Regions from separate parts of the Homo sapiens genome. Here all the other regions are linked to region 1. Evidence: chromatin loops called from intact Hi-C (ENCODE). Cell type or tissue: dorsolateral prefrontal cortex. All regions are shown on one strand.

Region 1 (5,000 bases):
GAACCTAGTATTTTATTTAGGAAGTTAGCAAGTTTTTCTGGAGTATTACCTTATACTATGGACTGTGTTCAGCACTGGAGATGCAAGTCTTAGACAAAGCCAATCTTTGTGTAAGAAGACTAGATGTGTACAGGAAAGGTGGATTTCCAATGAGAATTCTGAGTGACAGCCACAGTATGGGGAGGTAGATAGAGCAGGAGGATCTTTGTACCTGCTGTTTCTCTACATTATCTGCAAGTTGGAACTCAGAAACTTGGAGTGTCTGGAGCATCTTTGCGAGGTGGGAAGGTGTCCATGGTGCCAGACACTACACAGGGTTGAAAAGACGCAGGGTGAGAAAAGTTGATTAGCTTTGACAAGAAACAAGTCTGGTCCTAAAGGGAATATGTAGATAAACCTGCATCTTTATTCATATGTACTGAAAAACTAGCATACTATTACAGACTTACTTTCTTTAAAAAGCTCTTAAATTTTAGCCACTTTAAATATTTTGTTTTTGTGTGAAATTAGCACAGTCAAAAAACTTAAGAAATGCTAAAAAGAAAGAACATAATCTAGTGTGACTTTACGCTGCTTTGCGGAGAATGAGGCAAGAGTAGGGGTCCTCCTGGCTGGGTTGGAGTCTTGGCTTCACCACCTGCTGGCTCAGTGTGGTGAACATCTTTACTTGATCTTTCTGTGCCTCAGTTTCCTCATCTGTGAAGTAGGGCGATGATAGCTCCTAAACCGTAGATTAAATGAGAGAATACTTTCCCCATAGGATTAAGTAAGATAATGATTGCATGGAATGTCCTGAGCACTGGGCGGGGCCAAACATTCCCTAAATGTTTGCTTTATGGGAATATAGGGGAATCCTATTCCTATCTTTGCCAAAATATTTTCTGCCTTGCCTGCCTCCCTCTCCCAGAGTGAGTAGAATAGGGGTTGGGATAGGGTGGTCTTGGATGAGAACAAATTCCTGCGCCTACTGAAATGATGGAGTCTCAGTGCCCCTTTCCTGACTCTTCTGTGGGAGATAGTCAATGAGGAGCTTGCCTTGGATCGATTGTGTCCTGTCTGTTATTTGGTGCAGTTAGCTAACTATAATTGTTGTTGTTTTAGCTGCATGAAAGCGGTTACGATGCTGGCAAAGCCCTGCAGCGCCTGGTGAAGAAGCCTGTGCCCAAGCTCATCGAGAAGTGCTGGACCGAGGACGAAGTGGTGAGCAGGAACCAGCATTTGCCTTGTGCTCTGGGGCATCGGGCCACCGGCGTCTCAGTGTGTGACCTCCCTGCTGCTCAGGGAAAGCAGAAGCTTCAGTCATGCAGAATGGCTGTCCGTGGCAGCGCCAGGCAGGAGGATGGGGCCCTTCAGCCCCTTAATTGTACAGAAAGACTTGATTTTATTAAGATTAGGCTTCATAGATGTCGGGAAAGATTGTCCAACTTTCATGGAAAGAAAGGAGAAATTGATAGTTACTCCTAAAAAAAGTTAATTTGAACTTGTTTTTGGTGCAAGCTAGCTTGTGATACCTCCCTATTTAAAGACAGCATGTTAAAACCCGTGGACATATAACCTAAAGTAGGGTTGGTGACTTGTCTTTTTTTTAATCATAATTATTTTAGAGAAGGGGGTTTTGCCGTGTTGCTCAGGCTGGTTTTGAACTCCTGGGCTCCATCAGTCCTCTTGCCCCAGCTTCTTAAGTAGCTGGGACTGTAGGCATGCTCTACCATGCTTGGCTTGGTGACTTGTTTTTATAGGGCTTGTAAGACCCCTGACCTCCTTAAAGGACATTGATTACAAGCGGGAAGCAGAGAGTTGATGAAATAAATATGCTGGATTTTACATACTGATTGTATTGCTGTGGCCTGTTGAAGGAAGTGGGGGGAGAGAAATGTGCCCACAGATACAGCCTTGCAAACCCATGGATTCCCATCCAGCAGACAGTTTTAATGAAGCTACATCTCCATCTTGTGACTTGTAAAAGGCATTGCTGTAAACGACTTACGGATTTCTTGTGCTTTTGCAAATACAGTCTTCAGTATGAATGTTACCGCTTGACATTTGCCTTTCAGGTCGAATGAAATTTAAATGAAGGCTGGCACTAATACACCTATTGATTGCAAGTTCCTCTCCTGTATTTTAAAATATGCTAAGAAAGAATGTTTAGAAATTGTATGTGCTTTCCTGATCCCGCTCTTTCATTGATTCAGCAATATTTACTGAGTGCCTGCTTGCGTGCCAGGTGTTGTCCCTCCTTGGGAGTCTTAAGTTTTAAGAGGGGAGACCTTCATAAATGAGTATGTGCCGGGGGTGGTGAAGCAGATACAGAATAGGGTAATGAGGGAGAATCAGCTGGGTGGGGTACTGTCTTAGCTAAGGGAGGATCAGGAAAGTCCTGGTAAGTAACATTTAGATGAGACCTTAGTAAGGTGAGGAAGGCAGCCTTTTGGATATTAGAGAATTCTGGGCCCTAAGGTGAAAGCATGCTTGGCATGTTCAAGAAGTAGGCAGGAATGTTTCTGCAACACAGCAAGGAGGGGAGTGGTGGGAGGGGTGCCCTAGAGGGAGCAGATCAGGTGTGACCTGTTGGCCTGCTGTCAGGGCATGGTGATGTGCCCCACATGAGCAGCTTCTGAACAGAGGAGTGACTTGCTCCGACAGTGGGGCTCACACTGGCCGCTGAGTCCGGTGGTCTCTGGGGGTTGCTGCACACCAGGCTGGGACTGGTGGCTGGGTGGTGTGGCAGCAGTGGTCGTGATAAGAAGCAGCGAGATCCAGGCTGCACCTTGAAGGTAGAGAAAAGAGAATTTGCTCCTAGAATGGCTGTGGGTGAGGGTGGGCAAGGGCTGAGGAATGGGAAAAGCTAGGCGGAGCTGAGATGCACTGAAATGGCCCTAGGGTTTGGTAATGGAGTGCTTGTTGAATAGTTCCTTAAGACTTTAACTTTATCAGACTTACAGAGTTCATGAAGCTGTTTTAAAACAAACAAAACCATAAAAATCTTAACGTTATTATTAAAGAGAAAGAAACATCTTAAACATTTTAAAATGTTTAGACAACGTTAAATTCAGTTTTGAGAAGTCGTAGTGATACTGTTTTTTTACTGTAAGCCTGTTTATGTGAGGAGTGGATAAGAGATCTGATTGACAAGGTTTTAAAATTCTGCGAAAAGCCTGTGTGGAAGAAACACATAAGGAGATGAAAAGGATGGAACAAGTGTATAGACTGTGGTCGTTTAACCACCCTTTGTGAGATTGTCTTCAGTCCTCTCAGCCTGGCCTAGGCGGCCTCAGGGCCTTGTCAGCTTGCAATCCATGGCTGCTTCTGCTTCTGCATTTCCCTCAGTTCCTGGCCATCTCCTCTCTCTTCAGTCTCCATGCCCTTTGGCGTCCTCTCTCCTTCCCCACTTCCCTGCCTCTTCTTGGTGTCTCCCACCCTCCCCACTCCTCACTCATGCCTCCCAGCCCCTCGCTAGCCATGGCTCTCCTCTCTCCCTTCTTTCATTTCTCTTGTGACCTTTCATTCCCTCTGGAATTTTAAAAATACACAGCCAAAGTCCTCTCTTCCTGCTGAAGAGAAAGCTGCTTTCCTTTTCCTGCAGCGCCTGCTTGTAACATCAGGCAGCTGTTGATTGTCTCCCCATTGCTGCTGCTTGAGGATTTGTCGCTGTGAGCTGAGAGGGAAGTTTTGCACATCAGAAAGAGCCTGGTTTATTTTGAAAAACAAAACAGGACTCCAAAGTGGTGAATATTTTGAGTATGGAATAATGATCCTTAACTGTATACATCCGTATCCGTTTGGGGTCATTTTTATCATGTTTGCTTCTTGGTTTGAAAAATGTCTTGGCAGCCATCCAGCCCTTGTAGAGCCTCAGGATCAAATGGTTCCCTTATGTGTAGGAAGTGAAGCTTCACTTTGAAAACCTCAGCAGTGAAGAAGAGAGACTGACTGAATAATTGAGAGGTTGAAGGAAGCTTCTGGTGAATGGATCCAAATCAAATCTTTGAAGAGATTTATGTGGCAACAAGGCAGTCCCCTCTTTACCCTCGCCTGGCTTTGGCTGTGAAAAAACACCTGCTGTGTTCATGTGGCCCCCTTCTGTTAAATTTACCACATTTTCTCACCTCAGGAATCACAGGAATAAGCAAAACAAATGTGTTCCAGCTAACATAAATACATGGGCCTACCTCCCCCTTTTTTCCTCCCAGTTTTCTATATACTTGGAACATTCTAATTATTATTTTTATTATTATCATTACTATTTTTTAAGAGATGGGGGTCTTGCTATGTTGTCCAGGCTGGACTCAAACTGTTGGGCTCAAGTGATCCTCCCACATCAGCCTCTGAGCAGCTGGGACTACAGGCAAGCCACAATGCCTGGCTACTTATTACTAAACTTCGCTGCCGCTGGCATATTAATTTGTTCTAACTACCCAGTGTCTGATCTGACTACAACAGTCTTGATGAACGGGTTTCCCTTGGCATTTTTACATGAATACTTTGAAGCAGCTGCTCTGTGAGAGGGTTGGTGAAATAAGCACCTGAAGGTGTGAGTTCCCTGCTGTGCAGCGGACAGGCTGGGCCTCTGCACCTCCTGGGCCTGGCAGGCCTGCTGCTCTATGAAGAAACTAACCTCTCATGCCAGTGCAGACCCTACTCGTTCTCCAGTCTCAGCTCGGTTCCTGGCCCATCCCGCGGCCAGTGCTCCCTCTTCGCACTGTCTCCCCTCTGCGCGTCACTCGCTTGGCAGTTCATCCTCTGCCTCCTCGTGCTGACTTCTGATCCCCAGCTCTTCATTCCTTGCGGTCTTATTTCTGAGTTGATTGTCCTCCGAGTTTGTAAACTTATTAAGGGTAAGGACTTAATGATGAAGATAGTTTCTCTCCATATGAGAGGCTTGAAGAATATTGATGACTCTTTGTTCAAGGTAATCCTTTTAAAAAGTTCTTCACTATAATTGAGTGTCTTCAATCCAGCATTTTAAAACTTTTAATAGTTAATAGTTATGAATCAGCACA
Region 2 (5,000 bases), 200 kb before region 1:
TTCTCAGTCCAGTATCCCCAGTTCTGTCCTGGGCCCCTTCCTTAAGCTTAAGTACTGACAGGAAGTGGTTTTCTTTTTTTGTTTTTTAAGAGACAGGGTCTCACTCTGTTCCCTAGGCTGGAGTGCAGTGGTGGTGATCACAGCCCATTGTAGCCTTGAACTCTTGGCCTCAAACAATCCTCCCACCTCCCACCTCAGCCTCCCAAGTAGCTAGGACTACAGGTCTGCACCACCACGCATAGCTAATTTTTAAATTTATTTTTCTTTTGTAAAGATGGGGTCTTGCTGTGTTTCCCAGGTTGGTCTCAAATGATTGCCTCCTTGCCTCAAATGATTTCTCCACTTTGTTATCCCACAGTGCTGGGATTATAGGCATGAGCCGCTGTATCCAGCCAGGAAGTGGTTCTCTTAAATGAGATTTGGACCATGAGTATGACTGAAATTTTTGTGCTTTGTCTGAATTGGTTTTGAGAAGTAGTGTGAGATGTTTGGGGGTGGTGTTGGCTTCATTTTGAAGAGGTAAGATGGTGTTTGTAGAGGCTGAAGTAACCTAAAATGAAGAGTAATTCTGTATATTGGCTCTGCTGAAAGCTTTGATTCTTTCCCCTAGATTAAGTGGGGAATCTAATAGGATCAAAAAACTGTGAGGAATCTGGCCTTCAGCTAAATAGGTGAAGCTGCCATTTTTTGAGCTTTGGCAACTGCCCACATATTCTTACTTAAGATGAAATGATGATGTATAATCTTCTAATCAGGAAATGATTGAGAGGAATATACTTAAAAGGAGTCCTAAGGGTACTGCCTTTGGAAATGTGTAACTCATAAGTCTATTTTGAATATCCTCTGCACTCAAGCGTGAGCAATAAATGTTCTCATGAGTTTTAAAAGTTTTGTCAAAAAGTTGTACTCACTTCCTGGGTGATCTCATTCAGTCTCATGGCTTTAAAAACTAAATTATTATCTCCAGCCTGGACCTCTGCCAACTTCGACTCTGTGATTTTCTAGGCTTCTTGATCAAGCTTAACACATTCAAAGCCAAATTCCTGGTCTCCCCATGAAACTCAAACAGCAGCTTCATCCATCCAGGCCAGATGTCCTTTTTCTTTTTTCCCTCTCTCTCTCACCTCTCAAGTTTATCAGCACATCCTATTTATTTGACTCTTACCTTTAAAACATACAAACATGAGACTTTCCCCATTCTCTGTTGCTACTACCCCAGCCCTTCCCAGCTGCTGCTTGTCTTCCCGGGGTGATCGTGCCCCACTGCGCTCCTTGAGGTTTTATCAGCGGCCAGAGTGATCTCCGGTAAACAGAAGTCAGATCATGCCTTTCTTTGCTACTCACATCCCTGCTAAAGTGTCATTCGAGTAACTTCATTTCACTTGAGTAAAAGCCAGAGTCCTTTCCCTGGCCCATGAGGCCTGCCAGGATCCAGGTCCTCCTCCCCCTGCCCCTTCAACCTCTGAACTCATCTCTGACCTCTCTCCCCCTTTTTGTGCTATTCCTGCCCCTCTGGTCTCCTGTGTCTTGAGTGGGCCTGGCTCATTCCTGCTTCTGGACCTTGCACTTTTTCCCCTCTTCAGGAATCACCTCCCTTCATGTGTCCTTGGCTTTCTCTCTAATGCTCCTACTCAGGGTCAAAGCCCCCTCAGAGAGGCCTTCCCTGAACATCTTGTTTAAAATTGCAGTCCTGCAACACTGTGTCCCCCTTAGATTTCCCATGTAAGATCTTCTCATTAGGTATGGTGCCTTTTGTTGGTGGTCTCTCTCCACTGCTGAGCACATAAGCTCAAGATAAGGGCAGGGGTTTTATGTTGAGTTTTCTGCTGTTTACCAACACCTGGAGCTGTAAATAGCACATAATAGGCATTCACTTGACATTTGTTCACTGAGTAGCTGAAGCTTGTTGTAAATCTGAAATGTATTCTACATTAGATTTTCTTCCTTTTCTTATTTAAAGCATGTTATAATGTGTTTCCTGTTTCACTGGGTTGGGTAGTGATTGACACAGATATTTTCAATGTTTTTGGCTTTCCGACTGGAGAAAAATAGCTTTGGGGGCAGAGTGAGTGTGTTTCTTAAATCTGTCTGCGTGAATCATCAGCATGGATGAATGTAGGAGAAGTTGGTGCCTGTGAAGAGCTGGAGATCCTGGCAGCACAGGCAGCAGGAGTTCCTGTGCAAGCCAGATAGGGTTGAGCTCTGAGACAGCTGCACTGGAATCCTACTTCGTGCCCATTGGCTGCGTGGCCTTGTGCAGATGATCTCTTCTGAGTTCTGTAGACTGTAAAGCGAGGATGACAACTTCTGTCCAGTTCACTTCATGAGTTGGAAGAATCAAATGAGGGACTTGCTCTGTAAACCTCATGGTGCTATAATAAAGATGCTGTTGTTGTATCGTCTACTTTGTAGATCATTTCTAGCAAATTGAAGTGACAACTCTCCTTCTCAGTGCCATCTGGTTCCTCTCTGGGTCCCTTTCTTTATCTGTCACATCATTGGTATGTGTTGATCACTGTACACTAAGGCGCAGAAGAATTATAATTCATATGCTAAACATAGAGGAAAAAAATATATTCCCATTGAGCTGTATTTTAGAGCCAAATGTAAATGGTAATTGGATTGACTTTTGCTTAGATTATTAATGTTCATACTTATCTGAAAGTTGGTTATATAAATATGTCATTAATATATAAATGATATGGTATTAATTATTCATATAATTTAATATATTAATATAACATGCAGATTATGTAATATATAAATAGAGCCAACTTTCAGATAAATCAGAACATTGATTTTATAAATATACACATATACTGGATTTTGTTTTATAGACATCTTTATTGTTTCTTGAATTTTTAACTTTCTTGCTCACTTTTGGCAGAAACAACTCTATTTTCTTTGTAAATAGAAACAGTGTATGATTTTGTAGTGAGTAGTGTTGAATGTACAATTTGGACTTACTATTTTTTCTCTTTGAGTGCTGAAAAAATGTTTTCTACACAGTTTTCTGGAGCAGTTATCTTGTTAACCCCAGGGAGAATGATTTTTTTTCTTAAAGTTATCAGAAGTGTTTCTGTCTGAAACTGCAGTTGCAGTGGAGAGGTTTTCAGCCCAAGCTTTTCATTCTTTTTGGACTCCTAGTAGACACTGATGAGTTTTCAGGGTCAAAGAGGAACATTTTAACAATGGTGTTAGCTGATCGTTTTTTGTTTGTTTTTTATTTTGAGACGGAGTCTCGCTTTGTCTCCCAGGCTGGAGTGCCATGGCACAATCTTGGCTCATTGCAACCTCCGCTTCCTGGGTTCATACGATTCTCCTGCCTCAGCCTCCCGAGTAGGTGGGATTACAGGCACCCATCACTGCACCCAGCTAATTTTTGTATTTTTAGTAGAGACAGGGTTTCGCCATCTTGGCCAGGATGGCTTCGAACGCCTGACCTCAGGTGATCCGCCCGCTTCAGCCTCCCAAAGTGCTGGGATGACAGGCATGAGCCACCGCCCCTGGCCTGATAGTTTTCTTTCTTTCATGATTGGCTCGTTCATGCTCTAAACTTAAGACTTGTCGAGGAAGTAGTAGGTCTCTGTATTTTCAGTTGCTAGCACTAGTAGCCTACCAGGACTTGGGAGTTTATGACTATCTGTTTAGCAGACGGTTCATCTGGGCAAAACTTTTGTAGGCAGTGATAATTTTTCCTTTTCTTGAAATATGTTTAGAAAATGGAAATCCTGTTTGAAACAGCATGTTTCTTACATAGAAGGAAGTAATCTAGTTTTGTGCTACATGCGTTCCTTCTTCTAATGTAGCTTATGATGCATGATTGCTCCTTCATCACCTATCTTCCAAAGACTAAATACTTTCTATTTTGCTGAATGTCTAAGGATATTTGAGATGCTTATGAGGAGGTCTTTTCTGGTAAGAGGTTTGACCTAAGAGCGCTGCAGAGAATATATGGTAATTGTTATGGTTTTAGCATGACCAAAGAGAATTTTCTTTTTTCTTTCTTTCTTTCTTTCTTTTTTTTTTTTGAGATGGAGTCTCTCTCGTTGCCCAGGCTGGAGTGCAGTGGCACGATCTCAGCTCACTGCAACCTCTGCCACCTGGGTTCAAGCGGTTCTCCTAACTCAGCCTCCCGAGTAGCTGGGACTACAGGTGTCCACCACCACGCTCGGCTAATTTTTTGTATTTTTAGTAGAGATGGGGTTTCACCGTGTTAGCCAGGATGGTCTCGACCTCCTGACCTCGTGATCTGCCCACCTCGGCCTCCCAAAGTGCTGGGATTACAGGTATGAGCCACCATGCCTGGCTGACCAAAGAGAATTTTCTCTGCATCTGAAGCATGTAACTGCAAACTGATTTGTTTGTGGTTGTCAAGTAAAGAGGACCAATCTTTTGTTTGTTTATATGCACTGTTTCCTTTCTCACCCTAGTTGCATGAGAAACAGAAGCTTCTTAGATTGATCGGTTGCCTCCTTTTGTTGCATTTGAGCATTGAGAACAAGGACCATGAGTTTTCTCCTCCATTGTGGTTTTAGTTCTAACACTTGGCACATAGTATTTAGTAAAGATTTGTTGAATAAGTGAGATAGGGTATTGGGGAAGATCATAAGAAAAACAAAAGATAAATTATTTATTTATAAATTTATTGTTAGGTCTATTCCAAAACTGACTTAGAAAGACAAAATTTTTTCCTGCTATAAAATATCTGTAAGAACTGTGTTAGCTTGGAGTTTGGGATTCACTTTTCCCATTGCAGACGCTTAAAAACCTCAAGACTTTTCTTGTTGGGTTTCTTTTTGGGGAGTACTTTATTAGGGATACCATTTATAGTAGAAATCTGGAAGACTGTAAAAACCACTTAATATTCCCGAAAGATGGAAGCTTGTTTCTGGAAGCTGTTATGTTTTGTTAAGGCAGAGACAATACATTTTCTTTTCTTTATTGAGATGGAGTCTTTTGCCCAGACTGGAGTGCAGTGGTGTGATCTCGGCTCACTG
Region 3 (5,000 bases), 61 kb before region 1:
GTGCCCTTTCCACTGCTTCAGATAGAGTTCTTTGAGGTACAAAATAGGAGAGTTGGGTGGTTCCAATAAAGATGATTTAGGTAGTGTCCTTGTCCCTGAAGGACTTAGAATCTAATAAGAGAGGTGCAGTTCCCCAGAGAGGTACAGTGAGAGGATTCCGGGGGCTCCTGCATTTCTGAGCTGCTGCCAGGAAGGAAGTGTCTTCAGAGTGGAGCTGGCTGGCATGGTGGTAGTGTGGGTGACTTTTCCACGGGAGAGAGTGTGAAGGAGAGGAGATCTGGGGTGTGGCCGCTGGGGTACGCTGCCCCTGAGGGGTAACAAGAGAAAGGGCTGTCTGTCTTGGTGGCATGGCATGTGAAGCCAACTGTGAGATGCCAGCACCAGGAAAGACAATGAAGAGGATATCCACAAAGGCTGGCGCCACCATTGGAATCCATTATCACAGGGGAAGGCCATTGGATTTTGGTAACTCAGGGCATCTAATGAGACCAAAATTAGAATCCACATTTCTTAACTTGCTGTTACAGTAACCGTTTTTATAGTGTGCTCTATGTAACAGTTTCATGGGCTTTCAGAGACTGATGAATTTATTACATATTATTTTGTGTTGATTTCTTCAAGTAAACATTTTCCATATGAAAGGGTTAGATAGTTTGTTTTTTTTTAATATATACACTTTTGGGAGGAAATTCTTTGCTGCTCATATTCATATTATTTGGCTGCTAGGTTCTAATTCCATTGCTTTTGTGTTTAGAAAGTATTTTTCTCTAGACTGTTGGTAGTAACAGCAGTTTTGGGAATATGTTGTCTCACATACCAATAAGGGAAAATGTTCTTCCAGCCTGTAGATACTTGTTTCATGTGTTAGGTCAAAGGAAAACGTATTTAAGTGTACTTGGCATTTCTTGTATTTTCTAAATTACATTATCGGCAGGATAAGAGTTTATTGAATCATAGTTTCAGAATTTAGTTTATTTCATAGCATAAACGGGAGTGCTATGGAAATGGAATTGATTCTGCATTCACTGTAGGAATCTTGAGGACACTGTGTGTTCTTTTCAACAGGCTTTAATTTCCTGACATTCCATTACATTTCTGGGAAACAGAATTGGCACTGCCCTTTCCTGCCCTATCTTGTCCTTTATAATTTTGGCGAGGTTCATGGTCTTCCATTTCTTTTTCTTTTTGTAACTGATTAATAATCTATAGAATCACCTCTTAGTTTGTAAGTGGAAACTAAGCCTGCACATCCAAAGCTAGGATTTCTTATATGGATCTGCCTTAGTATTTTGAATCAGGACCTCAAATGAGATTTTTGGATGTTCATGTGTTTGTGGCACGATGTTGAATCTTGAACCTTCCTGTCTTTCTAATTGTTAGAATTAGATTCTTCAAGCTAGACTTGATTGGGCTAGTATTACTTTAGGAAATGTTTTAATTTATTATTTGGGGAATGTTTTATTTATTATTTTTAGTTTCTTATCTAAGGAAGATTAAGCTGTTTGCAGAAAATACAGTTTTCTTTAGCTACCCTGCTCACAATACCATCTACACTGTGTCTGTACCTGTGTGACAAGGCCAAGCACTCCATAACTTTACCCGGATTGTTTGGTCTTTTTCAAAATGTTTAGAGTTTCAAAAAGAAATTTGTGAAGTTGCTTCTCTTAAGTAGCTACTACTATGTTTTTAAATGTGTTGCAGTATTTCTATTAGTTGATCTTGTGTGTAGTCATTCATATCTGTCTTTTGATTCTATTTCTTGGTGATCTTGCTTTTTAAAATCACCATTTACCTTAAAAAAAAAAAAAAAAAGACAAAACTTGCTGTTGTGCTGACAGAGCAGAGAGCATTTAACTGACGCTCCTCCGTGGCTTGGCTTGCTGAGTTCCTGACAGAGCAGGGCATTTAACTGAAGCCTCTCCATGGCTGGGCTTGCTCAGTTCCCTGCTGTTGGCTGTCTTGGATCCCCTTTCTAAGGCCCCACTTCCCTGCACACTAGCTTGGTGTGCAGGGAGAAGCTGCAGAGTCTGTTGGCTGGGCTTTATTTACGGAAACAGCAGGGTTGAGATTGATTGCGTCGTGGAGAGACAGTGTGTGGATGAGGGAGGGTCACAGCACATGCTCAGTCCTGTCAGAGTGAGGGGAAGTTTCTGCGTTCTGCGTGAAGGCTTAGGTCATAGCACAAGCTCAGTGAAAGCTCTATGAGGTCTCTGAGACTGCATGTGCCTCCATTTTGAGTTGTTAGTGTAGAAAAGGGCAGAGTTTTAGCAGAAAGTAAAGGTTCAGGAATCCAGCTAGACTCACCAGAGCCCGTGTTAGTCATGGATGATCCATTCAGCCCCTGCAGGTAGGCTATCTTCCCCTGGCCTCACCGAAACAGTGATGGGTTTTGCTGCTCTTTCTCACTTCTGAAGGTGTTTATGAATCATTTCATCATTCATAGTGCATGTTCCTGAGAGCCTTTAATTCAGCCCTAGCTGGCCATGTAGGTGGTATTGTGAAGCGTAAAATCAGAACTAAGAATGGGGACTACCGGAGAGGCATTCAGCAGATATAGAATGTGAAGCTTTGCGGGTCCCTCTGTCCCTGTCCTCTTCCCCTTACCTCTTCGGCTCGTAGTATAATCTTAACCTCAGTCGTGCTGGGTGTGTGTTGCCAAGCTTGTTTGCCTTCAAGACCTGCAGAGCAAGCCTGCAGGCCGCCCCCTTGCCTTGTGGCTAGTATGGAATGCCTGGGCCGCAGAGCAGCTCTGTTTGGATGTTTTAGGAAGGATGGTAGGTGGGCTTCTATTGGTTGCTTTGAAGGTGGGTGGAACCTTGTTTTGATTGAGAGCCTGTTTGCCAGAGCAAATTATAATTTTTGTGATCTTTTTCTGAAGTCTGACATATTCAGGGAACAGTTGTGAATTATGATTGCAACAATAACACCTTAAAATTGATTTTTTTAAAAATGAAAGGTTATGTCACATCAGTTTTTACTTAGTCTCTTGCCTTCAAAAGGAAGCAGACTCATCTTCCTTTTAGAGCTTATGGAAAATTCTTTGGCAATTAAAAAAAGTATGCATTGACTTTTGTGTTAGAAATTGAAGTTTAGGTATTTTGTTTATTTTTGTATCTGTTTTAGAATCGGATAGCATTTTTTGCATATGTGTATGTTGTCATGTGACTTGGAATTCTATTCTCTTAAATGGAGTAAAAAGAGTAGTTGGTGCTGAGAAGGCAGTCATTGACAAGGCCTCATTTCGTACCCACTGCTTGATAGCCAGACACTAGTTTCTTCTACCCAGGGGAAGTTGTGCTTTTGGGGTGTCCTGTTGCAGAGCAGGTTCAGACAGATGGCTTTCACTGTGGTTTATTTAGGGAGCCAGTCAGAATAAGATTTAGGACAAATTGAATTCTTACCCAAGTAGATATTAAATGAAGTTTTTGAATTATACTGTTTGCTCCTTTTTGTTTCCACTCCTTTTTCTTCTGATAAAGGTTAGAAAAAATTTGAATGCCACCTAAATTTTGTGCATTTGTGAGGATGGAAGAAAGCATACAATATAGAAGAATGTGCAACTGAAAAACCCTCATAGGAAGGAGAAGAAATTTACTATGCATTGATACAAGGAGAAATTCCTTGTGTAAGCTCTTAGTGGTGTAGTGTGAATTTGGAGTGTTGCATGGTCAACTCTTTCCAGGGAGGCCCTTGATTTTAGTGGAAAGTTTTTAGGAAGGCTAATGTTGGTGAATTCTAGTCACTGAAAATATTACTGAAGTATAATCTGTATTCTTACAGATTCAATTTTGGGATTGCAACTAAGGAGATGAATTGTAGAAGGATAATTTAGGGTGTGCGTTTATTATTTTTGTGATCAATTTTTTTACCCATGTGAGGGCTTTCTTCCCATTGTGACCATATTTATTTGGGCATTGCACTGGGGAGTTTTGGGGAGGTACCCCATACCATATAATGTTGCTTCTGGAACTCGCCTTATTTTACTCTGTTTAAAAGCACCATTGCTCTTCCTTCCTGCTTCTTTTAATAAAAGTATCCCTTCAATAGACGAGAGGAACTGGACACTGCACCACTTTCTGTCATGCACTTGTGGGATCTGGGCAGGACTCACATTTCATGCTCAAGGAACAAACTCATTGTTTGAGTCAGGAGAATATTGCCTTTCTGTTCTAGATCTTTACCTCTTCTGAAACTTTCTTTACAGTTAACAAATAAAAATGTGAACAGGAAGCTGTGCTCACAGCCGAATCAGCTCTGGATCAGGTTCCTGCCACTGGTGTGGCTGGCCTGTGTGGGCCTAGTACAAATCTGTATTTATGGAGCTTGGATGCCGCCATCTATTTGATGGTGAAGACTTGTGGTTGCTGACTGTGATCTGTGGATATTCTGTTGTTAAGAGTCGAATTTGTCTATGTTTCAAATCCAATAAAGTAACTCTAATGAGTGTGGTATGTATTTCTTCTATATTATCCTGTCTGGGAAAAATATTTTTTGGAATGCTAAAGGCTTGCTTCAGGGCTTCTGTGCTTGTCTGGTGGAGGAGGTGAGGGAACAGCACATGGGAAGTTACTCTGGTGGTTGATGAAGTCTTTGGTCTGTGTAGCTTGAACATGGAAAAGATGCTAGTTTGTTTCATTTTGGCTTATGGTTCTGCTTCTGTTGCACTTGAGAATATCAGGAAATGTTGGGAATGTAGCAAGTAGATGTTTCAAAAAATAGAGAAGTTCACAAAGTTAATATCTTATTAGTTGTTCTTATCATTGTAATAGAATCTCGAATTCGAATCTGAGGGAGCCTCACATTTAAAGCGTTCCTCTGTCAACATAAGTTTTGCAGTCTGTCTTTGGTTGAAAGCTAGAATGAACTTGATTGTGTTTAATTGACATGTCACTTTTTTTTCTTTTTCTTTTTGAGATAGGTTCTCACGCTGTCACCCAGGCTGGATGGAGTGCAGTGGTGTGATCTCAGCTCACTGCAGCCTTGACCTCCCTGGGGACCTC
Region 4 (5,000 bases), 380 kb before region 1:
CTGGTCTCAAATTCCTAGGTTCAAGCAATCCTCCTTCGCTTTTTTTTTTTTTTTTTTTTTGAGACAGATTCTTACTCTGTCACCCAGGCTGGAGCGCAGTGGCACGATCTCGGCTCACTGCAACCTCCACCTCCTGGGCTCAAGCAATTCTCCTGCCTCAGCCTCCCGAGTAGCTGGGATTACAGGCACCCACCACCACGCCCAGCTAATTTTTTGTATTTTTAGTAGAGATGGGCTTTCACTATGTTGTCTAGGCTGGTCAAGAACTCCTGACCTCAGGTGATCTGCCCACCTTGGCCTCCCAAACTACTGGGGTTATAGGCATGAGCCACCGCACCCAGCCCTTTGCCCATTTTTGAATTGAGTTGCTTGTGTTTTTTTGTTGAGTTGTAGAATTCTGATAGAACTGATAGTTACATGATTTACAAACATTTTCTCCCATTCTGTAGGTTGTCTTTTCACTTTCTTGATAGTGCCTTATATAACTTTTTATTTACTTTTATTTATTTATTTTTTTGAGCCAGGTTCTTGCTTTGTCACCCAGGCTGGAGTACAGTGGAACAGTCATAGCTCACTGCAACCTCAAACTCCTGGGCTCAAGTGATCCCCTCACTCAGCCCCCCAAGTAGCTGGGACTAGAGATGCACGCCACCACATCCAGCTAATTTTTCAAAATTTTTTTGTAGAGATGAGGTCTCACTATGTTGCCCAGGCTGGTCTTGAGCCCAGCTTGAGCGCAAGCCATCCTCCTGCCTTGGCCTCCCAAGGTGCTAGGATTACAGGCGTGAGCCACCATGCCCAGCCAATAGTGTCCTTTGATGCACAAGAGTGTTTACTTCTGATGAGGTCCACTTTGTCTATTTTGTTGTTGCTGCTGTGCTTTTGGTATTGTATTTAAGAAACCATTGCCTAATCCAAGCTCCAAAAGATTTGCACCTGTTAATTCCTTCTAAGAGTCTAATAGTTTTAGGTCTTTCATTTAGGTCTATGAGCCATTTGAGTTCATTTTTATATAAGGTTGCATGTGGATATCCAGTTGTCCCAGTACCGTTTGTTGAAAAGGTGTCTTTTTTTTTTTTAAAGCGTCTTTAAAAAAAAAAGTCTAAGTCTTAACTGCCAACAGATCACCTTAAAAACTGCTGAAGGACGGGCACAGTGGCTCACGCCTGTAATCCCAGCACTTTGGGAGGCTGAGGTGGGCGGGTCACCTGAGGTCAGAAGTTTGAAACCAGCCTGGCCAACATGGTGAAACCCCGTCTCTACTAAAAATACAAAAATTAGCTGGGTGTGGTGGCGCACACCTGTAATCCCCAGCTACTTAGGAGTCTGAGGCACGAGAATCACCTGAACCCGGGAAGCAGCGGTTGCAGCGAGCAGAGATCGCACCATTGCACTCCATTGCACTCCAGCCTGGGTGACAGAGTGAGACTCTGTCTCAAAAAAAAGCGAAACAACCAAAAACACTGTTGAAAATGTGGTGTTTTCAGACAGTGTGCTCAGAGGTCGTGGCCACTCCCAGTACACACCCACCCCCAGCTGTCCTTCTTGTTATTATTAAGAAAGAGCGCCGCTGTGCAGTTAGCACTGTTAAAACTGCTGCCTTCACTGAGCTTACACCAGGCTAGGCTAGGACTGGGAAAATTGAAGCTCTAGGTCGGCCAGTGTACAACCAGGACTCCTGGCCAGAACATACAATGCCTGAGGGCTGAGGGCCACGGGGCTGGAGAGGAGCTCTTCTGTACCGGGGGGGGTTGGAGGGGGTTAATCCTTCCCCCAACCTTCTGCAGGTGCAGCTCAGCTTTCCCTGCCATGAGAGCAGGGCGCCCCTGCATCCGCCTGCTAGGGGTGCGGTGAGACACAATATGTAAGGAGCCCTGGTCAGGGCCCTCATCCTGGCTACTCCTCCTGGCTACTCTATTTATTTATTTATTTATTTATTTATTTCTGCATATGAAAGCCAGGTCACAGCTACTCTTTAACTGTGCAGAAGGTCAGCTGGTGGTCCAGGTCCAGACGCGCCCAGGAGCTTCCTTCAGCCGCCAGGGGGCGCAGTGGGGCTGCCCCAAGACCCTGGGCCTCCGTGGCCTCCCCTAGCTGCTGGCTCTGCACGCTGCCTGGCTGGGCTGGCTGCCATCCCAGCCCTTCCTTCTCTCCAGCCCCAGCTGGCTGGCGCAGGTTTACTGTTGCAAGTGGACTGTACCCTGTGGCTCACAGGGACTCAGAGCCAGAGTGAAGCCAGCCCAGAGCTCTGGGCAAAGCTCGGTGAGATGAATGGAGCTGTCACTGGATAAAGGGAGATTCCCGGACAGCACATCCTTGTCAACACTCTCTCCTGTGTCACCGCAGATGCTGGGACGAGGCACAGCAGAGGCCATGGGACCTGGTCAAAGCGAGACTTCTTCCTTGGCCCATTTTGATTTCTTTTTTGTTGTCGTCGTTGAGACAGAGTCTAGCTTTGTCGCCCAGGCTGGAGTGCAGTGGCGTGATCTCAGCACACTGCAACCTTTACATCCTGGATTCAAGTGATTCTCCTGCCTCAGCCTCCCGAGTAGCTGGGATTACAGGTGCCTGCCATCATGCCCAGCTAATTTTTGTATTTTTAGTAGAGACGGGGTTTCACCATGTTGGCCAGGCTGGTCTCGAACTCCTGACTTCAGGTGATCCACTCGCCTTGGCCTCCCAAAGTGCTGGGATTACAGGCATGAGCCACTGCGCCCGGCCTCCCACTTTGATTTCTGAACCTTTTGGGTAACATCTCCTTCCCTCACATTTCTTGTGTGTTGAGGTCTTTTGTTCAGGCTTTCAGTGGATGAAAGGACAGAGGAGGAAACAGCTGTGGGAAGAGCAGCTGCTGTGCCTCCCTGCCTCTCTGCTTGGCCACAGCTCCCCTCCCTCTCTGGCTGCCCTAGCACTGAACTCTGATCTTCAGCAGTGAGACCTAGTACCTGCCTCCGCCTCACTGGGAAGCAAAGCCGCAGAGCAGGTGCAGCTGTGTGTGGCATGGCCAGCCACAAGCCAGAAAAACCAGCAAACCAGGGCCGGGAACAATACTTCCTGGGACCAGCCCCGGGGACCACTTTGGAAATGAGCATGGCAGAGGCAGCCACAGGGTGAGTACCCAAGTTCACGTGCACCTGCTTTAAAGGGAACCAGTGGGTTCTATGCCAAGTGCTCATATGGAGGGCATCTGTGGTCAGGCTGCAACTTCAGGGGAGAATTTCCACAGGTGTCCTGCACTGATTTCTGTCATTCCAAGTGACAGCACCTGTTTGAGGGAGTGCTCTAGGGCCATTCGGGGAGAATCAGTGACTCCACACAAGGCAGGGGCCCTGGGTGCCTGGTCTGGGGAAGGGCAGCCCGAGGCGGGGTCGGGAGTGATCAGATCCTTGGGTCTCTCCTCTTGGTCATCTTGGTCACACTTTTTCCCTGTTTTTATGGAATGTTGGGCCTCATCTCATCCACCAACATCAAAGCCAGCCAGCCAGCCAGCCAACCTCCATAGGAAATGGGCTGCAGTATTTGGCATAAAGAGCCTGCAGTGTTAAAAGACCCTTGTAAGTCTCTAGCCAACACCTTCCTAAGGCCTAGACACTGCAGAAATAATGCCTCATACTAGAGAAATATGACTTCCAGAGTAGAAACAGGGACAATTGCTGAAAAAACAAAGGCTTGACCAATCCTACTCTGCCCTAAGGGGAAGCTATGTGTTGGGGGTCTCTCACAGTAGGCGGTGGCCCCCTCCTCCTGAAAGAAGGCCACTCTCAGCTTACTTCACCAATAAACAGAGATGATGTCTCCACACTAATGTCACCCCAATTCAAATGACCTGGAAGTATAGAGACCTAGGGCCGGGCACGGTGGCTCACATCTGTAATCCTAGCACTTTGGGAGGCCAAGGCTCATTTGAGGTCAGGAGTTTGAGACCAGCCTGGCCAACATGATGAAACCCTGTCTCAACTAAACAACAACAACAACAACAAAATGAAGGCTAGACACAGTGGCTCACGTCTATAATCCCAGCTCTTTGGGAGGCTGAGTTGGGCGGATCACTTGAGGTCAGGAGTTCGAGACCAGCCTGGCCAACATGGTGAAACCCCATCTCTACTAAAAATACAAAAAAATTAGCTGGGCGTGGTGGCAGGCACCTATGATTTCAGCTATTCAGGAGGCTGAGACATGAGAATCACTTGAACCCAGGAGGCGGAGGTTGCAGTGAACCGAGATGACACCACAGCACTCCAGCCTGGGCAAAAGAGTGAGACTTTGTCTGCAAAGAAAAAAAAAATTACCCGGATGTGGTGGCGGGCGCTTGTAGTTCCAGCTGCTTGGGAAGCTGAGGCAGGAGAATCACTTGAACCCGGGAGGTGGAGGTTGCAGTGAGTTGAGATCGTGCCACTGCACTCCAGCCTGGGTGACAAAGCAAGACTCCATCTCAAAAAAAAAAAAAAGTATAGAGACTTAGAAATTCACTGCTGACCTCAAATGTGTGAGTCCCCCAAAAAGTATGCCCTGGCCTGCCTGGGTGTCCTTTGTCCTAACTGATCCCTGCAAAATAGCAGTGACAGCCTACTTATTAAATCTTGCCTGTACCTAAGTCCCACTCACATGGCAGGGTGGGGACTGGGGCTCCTCAGGGTTATTGTCACACGAGGTTCGGAGAGCAAAGTCCCTCAGGAACTATACACAGTGATGTGTCGTCAGACAGCACTTGAGACCTTGGGATGTAGCTCTTGCCAAAAACATGGTCACACACGAGCCAGGGGCAGAGGAGCTGCATTTATCAAACCAGCAGTGATGCTGGAAATCTATGTAGATGCTGGCATAAGCAGGCTCCCCACTTTGGTTCTCTTTTCTTCATAAGGGCTTTCTTTCTTTCTTTTTTTTTCCTGGACACCATAAGAAAACATCCCTAGGATGACAAGAATAACAAAAGTGTGCCAGATACAAAGCCTGTGAAGTGTTACGTTTGGGTTCCAAGCCATGTTTCTGCCTCCTTTGAG
Region 5 (5,000 bases), 52 kb before region 1:
TTGCATAATAACATTATCAACTTCATATCATAGATGAGGAAACTAAGGAATTAGATTTAATTGTGTCCTCAAAATCACAGAGCAAACAAAACCTGGGTACTGAAACTTATTTTTAAAATTTTATTAGCGACAGGGTCTTGCTCTGTTGCCCAGGCTGGAGTGCAGTGGTGTGATCATAGCTCACTGCAACCTCAAAACTCCTGGGCTCAAGTGATCCTCTTGTGTCAGCCTCCCAACTAGCTGGGACTGCAGGTGCATTTTACCATGCCTGGCTAATTTTTAATTTTTGTTGTTTTTGTTGTTTGGTTGGTTGGTTGGGTTTTTTGTTTGTTTGTTTGTTTGCAGAGACTAGGTCTTGCTATGTTGCCTAGGCTGGTCCTGAACTCCTGGGCACAAGGGACCCACCCACCTTGGCCACCCAAAGTGCTGGGATTACACACATGAGCCAGCCACCATGCCTGGCCTGATACTAAAATTTTAATTCAGGTTCATTTAATTCTGAAGACCATGCTCTTTCCCTGCTTTTGAACATCTAGACTCAGGTGTGGGTGTGACAGTGTCATGGGAGATCCTAATAGGAAGTACAATGATGTTTCTTTTAATGTTTGTTTGTTTATTTGTTTATTTATTTATTGCTGTTTCTTAAGGAGCAGGGCTAACCCACAGAAAGTGTGCCCAGAGTCGGCCAGCACAATGATTTTATTCAGATTTATGGAAATTTTTCTCTAAAAATGAATGGGAATATATGATGGGATAGAATACAACATTCGCATGGCTTTTTAAGATACTATGTTAGATTTTAAAAAGAAATTTCAGACTTGTTCAGGGCAGCTTTGAAGTATGTGTTCATGCTGGGGAAAATTGAGAAACCCAGCATATTGCACTAGTCTTCCTTCTTAATCCTCGCTTTCACTCCTACCTCACAATCCATCTAAAAAAGTGATTCTGATAAATTGCCTTTTGGTTTTCTTAAAATGTAGTGTATTTTGTTCTGGACCCACAGACTTCTTCTGTGGTCATTTTCTAAATGTGTACTAAGTAGCGTTTCTAAGATCTTCATTCTGTTGATGCCATGTCAGTCTTCCTGCTCAACTTAATACCCTGTGGAAAAGATAAGAATGTCTGCTGTGTGATATTTACCATCTGAAGGACAGGGAGAGAGATTTCTCAGTGATCTCATTCATACATGACGCCAGCCACAGAACAAGGGTCTGACTTGAGCCTTTTCTGTCCCAGCACCTTGGGAATGGGCCACAGGCTACACGACTGTTAGGACCCAAGGCTTGGGGAGGGGCTGAATGAGGGGGTCAGCTCTTGCCCTTAGTTGCTTCATGGTGGTGCCTTCTGTTCATGTGTTCTTCCCATATCTCTATCCTCCTCCCTCATCTTCCCTTGTAGAATCAAGTGCCTATCTTAAGCAGTCACCGTGATCACATAGAGATCTTTGGGCGTCTTTGGTGAATGTTCACAGAACATTGCCTTCCTGCCCCTTCCCCTTTCTTCAGGGTGAAGAAGTGGCCGCATCATGTTCTGGGCCAAGCCTCTGGGTTGGGCTGGGATCCTGCATCTAGCAGGCATGCTCTTCTCACAGACCCTCCCTTTGCCTGCCATCGCCACCTCCATCTCCTCTGCAAAGATGCTTCTCCCTTTTTGATATTCATTTACAGGCTCCCTGCTCCTTTCTGTCCATTCCCTGTTTACTTCTTAGAATAAAACGTTTCCATGGTAACAGGTTACTTTTCAAAGGGAACATCTTGTCATTTTATTTAATCCACTGCAGTTGAAGAGGACTGAAATATTAAGTTGTAGTTGCTATGGATACTGCTTTGTTACACTGGGGTTTTTTTGTATCAGATTTCATATACAATGACTTTCTGTTTTTTTAATACTTCAGGAATAAAAACAACAACTTACCATTATTGTTGTAATTTGGCTTCTGGAACTATTTTTTTCATATTCTAAAACAAAGATTTGTAGAATAATGTAGGCTGAACTTAAGTTGTTTTGAAAAACATATTATTTACATTAGCTACACAGAGAAATTCCTTCTTTTGCTGGGGATGATAGTGACACTTCTTAATTCGGTTTTTGTAATATGATTCACAGTATAAAGATGTCTCCAAGATGATGAATCCACAGCAGAAATCCTTAGTAAACATAAGGAAAAAATAAATATGTCACTTGGAGTTAATTTCTTGAATCTCATTGCTAATAAGCTGTGGCCCTCTTTCTTCAGTTACTGGTTCAGCTGTGTACAGTGTAATTTGAGGTTGATCTGTTTGTCCTTTAATCAGCTTTTCTCATGTCTGGTGTTCTTTCTGATTTCCCATCTGCCTGTAGTATATCCCCCCCTTCATTTGACTTTTTTAAAACTTTAAATTTTTTGGATTCACAGGAAGTTGCAAAGATACCACAGAGTGGTCTCATCTTTTGTAACTGTAATACGATACCAAAACCAGGAAACTGGCATTAGTAGATTGTGTGCGTGTAGTTCTGTGCCATTTTATCACATGGATAGCTTTGTGTAACCACCACAACAATGAAGAGACAGAGCTATCCATCACTACAAAGCTCTCCCTTTGTGGTCGCACCCTCCGCCTCCCTCCCTCTCCCCACCATCTCTAACACCTGGCAATCACGAATGTGTCTCCATTTCTGTAATTTTGTCATTTCAAGAGTATTATATACATTGGCCTCTAACTTTGATAGGTTTTTCTCTTTCATCATGACTTTCAAACTTAAAAAAATTCTTTTGATCATTTTGTCTTGCTTGGGTGTTTGAAATAAACATAGAACCAAAATAGGGAAAGGGATATGGATTCTCATCATTCTGTTTGTAATTAATTGTGTGATTTTGGTTCAGTAACTTAATCATTCTGCCATATGGGAGTGTGATTGAGAGCTCTGACTTTGGAGTCAGCTGACCTTGAGTAGGATTCCTGATTTCTCCACTTATTTGCTGTTTAATCTTGGGCAACTGCGTAACGTCTCTTGGCTTCAGTGACCTGACCTGTACACTTACTACAATAGCACCTATCTTACAGGGTCGCCTGTAAGATTAGATAAGAAAATAAATGGAAATTGCTTACCTTGCAATGCCTGGTACATAGTAAATGTTCAATGGATATATTAGTTGCTTTATTAATGTTAAAATTAGTATTGTTATTATTATTACCTATGGAGATACTGCCTCATAGAGTTGTCGTGGAATAATGAAATAATATGTGCCCAGCATAGAAAGCACTTAGTAATTGATAGCTAGTATTATTATTTTGCTTGTGTTTGTTATGTAACTATAATACACCTAGATTTTTTTTTTTTTTTTTTTTTTCCTCTGAGAGAGTCTTGCTCCGTCCCCCAGGCTGGAGTACACTGGCGGGATCTCGGCTCTCTGCAGCCTCCATCTCCTGGGTTTGAGCAATTTTTCTGCCTCAGCATCTTAAGTAGCCGGGATTATAGGTGCCCACTACTGCACCCACTACCACGCTTGGCTAATTTTGTATTTTTAGGGGTGGGGCTTCTCCATATTGGCCAGGCTGTTTTGGAACTCCTGACCTCGGGTAACCTGCCCACCTCAGCCTCCCAAAGTGCTGGGATTACAGGCACGAGCCACCGCACCCGGCCTACACCTAGATTTAAGATAACGTATGTGAAAACTCTTAAGATGAGGATAAAGATAGATGTGTGTGTATGTTGCATTATTCTGGATATTACTTGCATCTTTGGTTTCTTAATTCATACAGTAGTATCCTTTATATGTCTTGGCTAGGATTCATACTGCCTTTGGTCTGGATTTTTCTTCCGAAGTTGATGACCACCCTGGCTTTGACTAGACCTACTTTGTTAATTCAGCAGCATTGTACATCCAAGCAGAAACCTCTTTAGTAGCTATGTTTTGTTGTTGTTGTTGTTGTTGTTTGTTTGTTTTTTGAGACAGTCTTGCTCTGTCACTCAGGCTGGGGTGTAGTAGCATGATCTTGGCTCACTGCAACCGCTGCCTCCCAGACTCAAGCAATTCTCCTGCCTCAGCCTCCTGAGTAGCTGGGACTACAGGCGCCTGCCACCACGCCCGGCTAAGTTTTGTATTTTTAGTAGTGTGGGGTTTCACCATGTTGTCCAGGCTGGTCTTGAACTCCTGACGTCAGGTGACCTGCCTGCCTCAGGTGAGCCACCACGCCCGGCCTGTTTGTTTTTTTAAAGACAGTCTAGCTCTGTTTTGCCCAGGCTGGAGTGCAGTGGTGTGATCATAGCTCACTGCAGCCTCAAACTCCAGAGCTCAAGTGATTCTCCTGGCTCAGCCTCCTGAGTAGGTGGGATTATAGGTGCGTGCCACCGTGACCAGCTAATTAAAAAAACATTTTTTATAAAGCCTGTTGCCCAGGCTGGTCTCAAACTCCTGAGCTCAAGCTGTCCTCTTGCCTCAGCGTCCCAGAGTGCTGGGATTCCAGGTGTGCACCACCACGTGTAGTGCTGTGTTGCTTTGAACACAGGATAGAAAGACACCTGAATTTCTGTGAATAGCAATACTAACATGTCTGTTAATATCAAAACATGAATTAAATGCCTTAATACCTAGAAATGAGATAATACTGTAGAGCACCTAGGACAGATAGTAAGTGCTGAAATGTTAGCTACTGTTGTTATTCATCAAAGAAGAAAGCTGGAGTCTTCTAGATGAATTTTAGCCTCCAGCACTTGCTGAAGTTCAGAATGTGCCATAATCAGTGCTTCTCAGAGCATAGCTTGTGGACCTCATTATTATTATTATTATTTCTCTTTTCTTTTCTTGTCTTGTCTTTTCTTTCTTTTCTTTTCTTTCTTTTTTTTTGAGGCGGAGTTTCATTCTTTTTTTGCCCAGGCTGGAGTGCAATGGTGTGACCTCAGCTCACTGTAACCTCTGCCTCCCGGGTTCAAGCAGTTCTCCTGCCTGAGCCTCCCGAGTAGCTAGGATTCAGGCACACACCACCCGGTATGGCTAATTTTGTGTTTTTAGTAGGGAT
Region 6 (5,000 bases), 260 kb before region 1:
AGATTACTTAGATTGTTTTCAGAAGTAATAACAGATATCTGGGTATGGAGCATAGCATCTTAGTTTTAGTTTCTTTTTTGAGGGATGCTTTTTGGTGTTATGGTATACCACAGGTGCCTAGAGAAAATTCCGTTTTAGGTGCTGTCCTTTGAGGAAATACTGCTGATCTCAAATAACTGTGGGTAATTGAAATATCATACCTTTTAATGGTGACTACTAATCCCCTAAAAAGAATATAGACTTTTTCGCTCTAAACATGGTTTCAATAGGGTTTTTTTTTTTTTGATGGTCTCTTATGACTCTAGATTGAAACAAACAAGAAAATAACCCTACTTCTATAGTTACTATAACAGCTGAGGCAAGCTATACTACCAGTGGTGCATGGTAAAGCCTGCCTTTTAATAAGTTCTTAAATATAAAGAATGATAGAAAGTTTCAAGTTATGGTGTGTTATAGGTGCCTATGGAGTTATTAGGTTAGAGGAATGATTTTAATTTACTTGGATTCCTTAGCACATTGCTTATTGCATGCGTGCTCAGTAAAAGTGGATACTGGTGTTTGTGCTTTGCAGCTACCGCAGGTCTTGGTTGTCATGGCTTCTCATTAGTGCATTAAGATCCCTTTAGAGCTCTGGTTGCCTGGCAAGAGAAAAGGCAGGAACTGCCAGGAGCTGAAAGGACAGATGCTTAGCTGCAGAAGTAGCCTCTGGGGAGCGTTGGCTGCGTTGGCTGAGGTTCGTGTGCATGTGGTCAAATGTGTGAACTTGGGTTTTGCTAGACAAAACTCTGGGCTACATGGATTAATTAATATATGCTACAAGTGGTCTTTGTTTTAGAAGTCTTTGCAGTTTGAGCTATTTAAAACTTTTTTTAAATAAGCAAATTAGAAGATTCTGTTTGGGGTGCATTCCTGTCCTTTGGGGAAGTACTGCTGACCTTTAAGAATAGTGGGTAATTGGCCGGGCTCAGTGGCTCACACCTGTAATCCCAGCACTTTGAGAGGCCGAGGCTGGCGGATCACGAGGTTAAGAGATCAAGACCATCCTGGCCAACATGGTGAAACACCGTCTCTACCAAAAATACAAAAATCAGCTGGACGTGGTGGCGCGTGCCTGTAGTCCCAGTTACTTGGGAGGCGGAGGCAGGAGAATCGCTTGAACCCGGGAGGCAGAGGTTGCAGTAAGCTGAGATTGTGCCACTGCACAACAGCCTGGCGACAGAGCGAGACGCTGTCCAAAACAAACAAACAACAAAAAAATAAAAAACAGTGGGTAATTGAAATATTGTATGTTTTAATAATGACTACTAGCCAGATGCGGTGGCTCACATCTGTAATCCCAGCCCTTTAAGAGGCTGAGGCGGGCGGATCACCTGAGGTCGGCAGTTCAAGACCAGCCTGACCAACATGGAGAAATTCTGTCTCTATGAAAAATACAAAATTAGCTGCGCATGGTGGCGCATGCCTGTAATCCCAGCTACTCACGAGGCTGAGGCAGGAGAATCGCTTGAACCCTGGAGGCGGAGGTTGTAGTGAGCCGAGATCGCGCCACTGCACTCCAGCCTGGGCTACAGAGCGAGACTCCTTTCCCCCCACCCCGCGCCCTCCAAAAAAAAGACTACTAATCCACTGAAAAAAGGTCAGTTGGCTGGGCCCAGTGGCTCATGCTGTAATCCCAGCACTTTGGGAGCCAAAGGCGGGTGGATCACCTGAGGTCAGGAGTTTGAGACCAGCCTGGCCAACATGGTGAAAACCCGTCTCTACTAAGAGTACAAAAATGAGCTGGGTGTGGTGGTGCATGGCTGTGATCCCAGCTACTCTGGAGGCTGAGGTAGGGGAATTGCTTGAACTCAGGAGGTGGAGGTTGCAGTGAGCTGAGGTCGTGCCACTGCACTCCAGCCTAGGCAATAGAGGGAGACTTCTTCTCAATAAATAAATAAATAAACGTCAGTTTACAATATTAGAATACTGAAAGCTTGAGTAATTAGAAGAGTCTTATGATTAGAATTAATTATTTCAGGCTAAAAAATATTAGAAGGAGACTCTAGAGGGCAGTATAAGTCAACATGTTCATGCTTCTCCTGGCAATGGAAAGTTAAATTTTGCTTTGGAAAAATATACCAGGTGTTCTGAACTCTTTCCCCACCACACGGTGTCCCGGTTTGGTAGAAATGTGAGTTTTGGAAAGAAGTGCTCTGATTTGGCTTACAAAGATTAGCTAATGTATCAGAATTATATGGCCCTAGGGAATATCTCTGCTTGGTTTACAATACTGTCTTAGAAAAACTGGAATTGCCTGGCCGGGCGCGTTGGCTCACGCCTGTAACCCCAGCACTTTGGGAGGCCGAGGCGGGTGGATCACGAGGTCAGGAGTTCGAGACCAGCCTGACCAACATGGTGATGAAACCCCATCTCTACTAAAAATATAAAAATTAACCGAGCGTGGTGGCGTGTGCTTGTAATCCCAGCTACTCAGGAGGCTGAGGCAGAACTGCTTGAACTCGGGAGGTGGAGCTTGCAGTGAGCCGAAATTACGCTGCTGCACTCCAGCCTGGGCGATAGAGCAAGACTCCGTCTCAAAAAAAAAAAAAAAAAAAAAAAAAGAAAAGAAAAAAGGAAAACTGGAATTCCCTTATTGACTCAACTAAATTGAGTTGAGTTTGCTTTTCAGACATTTGTGGAGCATTAAGTGAAAGGAATATATCTTTATAGCTAATATGTCTTTTGTTTTCAAATCTTGTTGGGTAGGAAGTAAATGTACCCTCTATTCAAACAAATGGGAAGAGTTTGACTTATTTTGACTTTTTTTTTAAACAACTTTTTAAAACAAAGTTAAAATTAGATGCCTCATTTGTGAATGTCTGTGTTAATGTTGAACCTTTCAGAACGTTTGCATTAAGCAAAACCCAGAGCCTATTATGCCTATCACTTTTTCTTCTAATTTTTAACCTTCTATGCATTTTCAGGGAAATCTAATCCTTATGTTATTGACTCATCTTACATATAATTCATCAAATATGGTTTGGAAAGAACTGTTTTGAAGCCTAAGAAGCTCTAGTTTGTAGAGCTTCTTAGGGTCTTAGGCTTTACAAGGCAGAAAGTGGGGATTACCAAGGGCAAACTAATGAATCTCCTATAAATTTAGATTTAATATTTTAAACTATTAATTGCAATTTTTGTTTTTTGAGACAAAATTTCACTCTGTTGCTCAGGCTGGAGTGCAGTGGCACGATGTCGGCTTACTGCAACCTCTGCCTCCCGGGTTCAAGCAATTCTCCTGCCTCAGCCTCCTGAGTAGCTGGGACTACAGGCGCCCACCACCATGCCCGGATAATTTTTGTATTTTAAGTAGAAACGGGGCTTTACCATGTTGGTCAGGTTGGTCTCAAACTCCTGACCTCAAGAGATCCGCCCACCTTGGCCTCCCAAAGTGCTGGGATTACAGGCGTGAGCCACCGCATCCGGCCAAAATAGTTATTTTGACGTAGTTACAACTATTTTTCCTTTGGAAATAAATCAGGAGTTTTAGAAAATACTGAGTTTCCCACATCTTTCAGTAATGTTAAAACTAATGTGCACTAGTGAGACAGGAACGAGTATCATGTATTGCCTTTGATTATTGTTATTGAGTATTAGGTTTACTTCTGTCACCACTTGTGCATCTATGTTTTTTTCATTCTAATCACAGAGTAATGTAAAATAAGCATTCGTGTTTTCAAAATATACACTACTCATTAGAACTTTCACCTGAAATTGTGTGTTTTTAATTTATACAGAATTGGTGTGTAAACTAAAGGAGTTTTCTTAACGAAAAAAGTAGAAAGTTAATTAGAAAGTTTCTAGGAAAGAAGGTTGAGTTGTTTTTTTTTTTTTTTACAAAGTATCTAGAAATAAAAGGTAAATTTTTTTTTTCTTTTGTTTTGAGATGGAGTCTAGCTCTGTCGCCCAGGCTGGAGTGCAGTGGTGCAATCTCAGCTCACTGCAGTGTCCACCTCCCGGGTTCAAGGGATTCTCCTGCCTCAGCCTCCTGAGTAGCTGGGATTACAGGTGCTCGCCACCACACCCAGCTAATTTTTGTATTTTTAGTAGCGACGGGGTCGCTGGTCTTGAACTCCTGAGCTCGTGATCTGCCCACCTCAGCCTCCCGAAGTGCTGGGATTACAAGCGTGAGCCACCGCGCCCGGCCAGAAGGTAAAATTTTAAAGCAGCTGTGTAATATGTAGAGAAAGTAACTAAATCTTTGAGTTTACAAAGGATTTGGGATATTTGCTTAATTCTCAGACTTGAAATTAACTAACTTACTAAATGTTTTCTTTATTCTGGCAAGTGACAGAACATTGATATAGACAGTATTACTCACGTTTTGTTTTATTTGAATGTAAATCGGCAGAGTCTCTCTGTATCTTGAAATATACAGGAGAAATTTTCCTTAACCTAAGATTGAAATATTATTTAAATGTATAACCCATTTTTGCCAACCCCTGAGCCAGAAACCCAAAGAAGGATACATATAGAAGTGGTTTCTTATTGACAGCTTTAATTTATGCAAATATCCAGGGTTGTTTTGTTACTACCAAAAATAAAATAAATGTATTTCTTAATATGTTACATGATATAAATGACATCATTTTAAATAGTGACTTTCTAGGGATAGAATATCTTTGGTAAAGATAAAAGCTGGTTTTTGTCAGATGTTAAATGTAGAAAATTGAGAAGGGCTATGGAACAAAATCTTTGATTTACAAGTTGACAAAATGCTGGAACACACAGAGACTATATAGATTCATTTGATATAAGAGCTTCATTTAAGGGAAGGAATTCAAGGCTCTTTCAGCTTGTGATTTCTATTTTGGTGTATTCTGTCCCCACCTAATGATTTATACAATGTGATGATGGTAATTCAGAGCTAGAAAGTAGGTTGTTTCTGGTTTCAGTCCTTCTTTTTATCTGAAATACTGAAAGAGCCGAACTGTATTCTGTACAGGTAGTGGTTACTTTTCTTC

The links. A loop is a pair of places that touch in the nucleus more often than their neighbours do. Peaks named below come from ENCODE experiments on the same cell type or tissue, not always from the same donor. Only the 100,000 strongest peaks of a DNase experiment are listed, where the experiment ranks them.
Region 2: a loop joins it to region 1, with 2.2 times the contacts of the local background. A loop is called at or near these places in 9 of 110 quality-filtered maps.
Region 3: a loop joins it to region 1, with 2.2 times the contacts of the local background. A loop is called at or near these places in 17 of 110 quality-filtered maps.
Region 4: a loop joins it to region 1, with 3 times the contacts of the local background. A loop is called at or near these places in 7 of 110 quality-filtered maps.
Region 5: it touches region 1 in a loop (2.1-fold over the local background); 19 of 110 quality-filtered maps call a loop at or near these places.
Region 6: it touches region 1 in a loop (2.2-fold over the local background); 8 of 110 quality-filtered maps call a loop at or near these places.

The regions. Positions count from the first base shown.
Region 1 is chr1:8,462,125-8,467,124 of GRCh38, reverse strand. It overlaps RERE (arginine-glutamic acid dipeptide repeats), which reads left to right. Exons shown (of 23, transcript NM_001042681.2): 11 at 1,102-1,200. Among named protein-coding and RNA genes, the nearest start is that of SNORD128, 30 kb to the left of the region's middle. In dorsolateral prefrontal cortex, CTCF peaks have their summits at 1,958 and 3,730; DNase peaks (open chromatin) are centred at 1,210 and 3,341; H3K4me3 peaks cover 685 bases; H3K27ac peaks cover 5,000 bases.
Region 2 is chr1:8,657,787-8,662,786 of GRCh38, reverse strand. The region is part of intron 1 of RERE (arginine-glutamic acid dipeptide repeats); the gene reads left to right. Among named protein-coding and RNA genes, the nearest start is that of RERE, 160 kb to the left of the region's middle. In dorsolateral prefrontal cortex, no CTCF peak of the experiment used is centred here; a DNase peak (open chromatin) is centred at 2,206; H3K4me3 peaks cover 334 bases; H3K27ac peaks cover 3,712 bases.
Region 3 is chr1:8,523,106-8,528,105 of GRCh38, reverse strand. All of the region lies in intron 7 of RERE (arginine-glutamic acid dipeptide repeats), which reads left to right. Among named protein-coding and RNA genes, the nearest start is that of SNORD128, 31 kb to the right of the region's middle. RefSeq lists an enhancer at 2,696-2,745 and a silencer at 2,562-2,856. In dorsolateral prefrontal cortex, CTCF peaks have their summits at 1,804 and 2,006; DNase peaks (open chromatin) are centred at 2,015 and 2,695; H3K4me3 peaks cover 3,442 bases; H3K27ac peaks cover 5,000 bases.
Region 4 is chr1:8,846,127-8,851,126 of GRCh38, reverse strand. No RefSeq gene overlaps it. Among named protein-coding and RNA genes, the nearest start is that of MIR6728, 18 kb to the left of the region's middle. In dorsolateral prefrontal cortex, CTCF peaks have their summits at 1,865 and 2,065 (motif pointing right); a DNase peak (open chromatin) is centred at 2,086; H3K4me3 peaks cover 518 bases; H3K27ac peaks cover 1,786 bases.
Region 5 is chr1:8,514,559-8,519,558 of GRCh38, reverse strand. All of the region lies in intron 7 of RERE (arginine-glutamic acid dipeptide repeats), which reads left to right. Among named protein-coding and RNA genes, the nearest start is that of SNORD128, 22 kb to the right of the region's middle. In dorsolateral prefrontal cortex, no CTCF peak of the experiment used is centred here; DNase peaks (open chromatin) are centred at 1,580 and 2,590; H3K4me3 peaks cover 2,163 bases; H3K27ac peaks cover 4,654 bases.
Region 6 is chr1:8,723,748-8,728,747 of GRCh38, reverse strand. The region is part of intron 1 of RERE (arginine-glutamic acid dipeptide repeats); the gene reads left to right. Among named protein-coding and RNA genes, the nearest start is that of RERE, 91 kb to the left of the region's middle. In dorsolateral prefrontal cortex, CTCF peaks have their summits at 1,844 and 2,047 (motif pointing right); a DNase peak (open chromatin) is centred at 677; H3K27ac peaks cover 2,370 bases.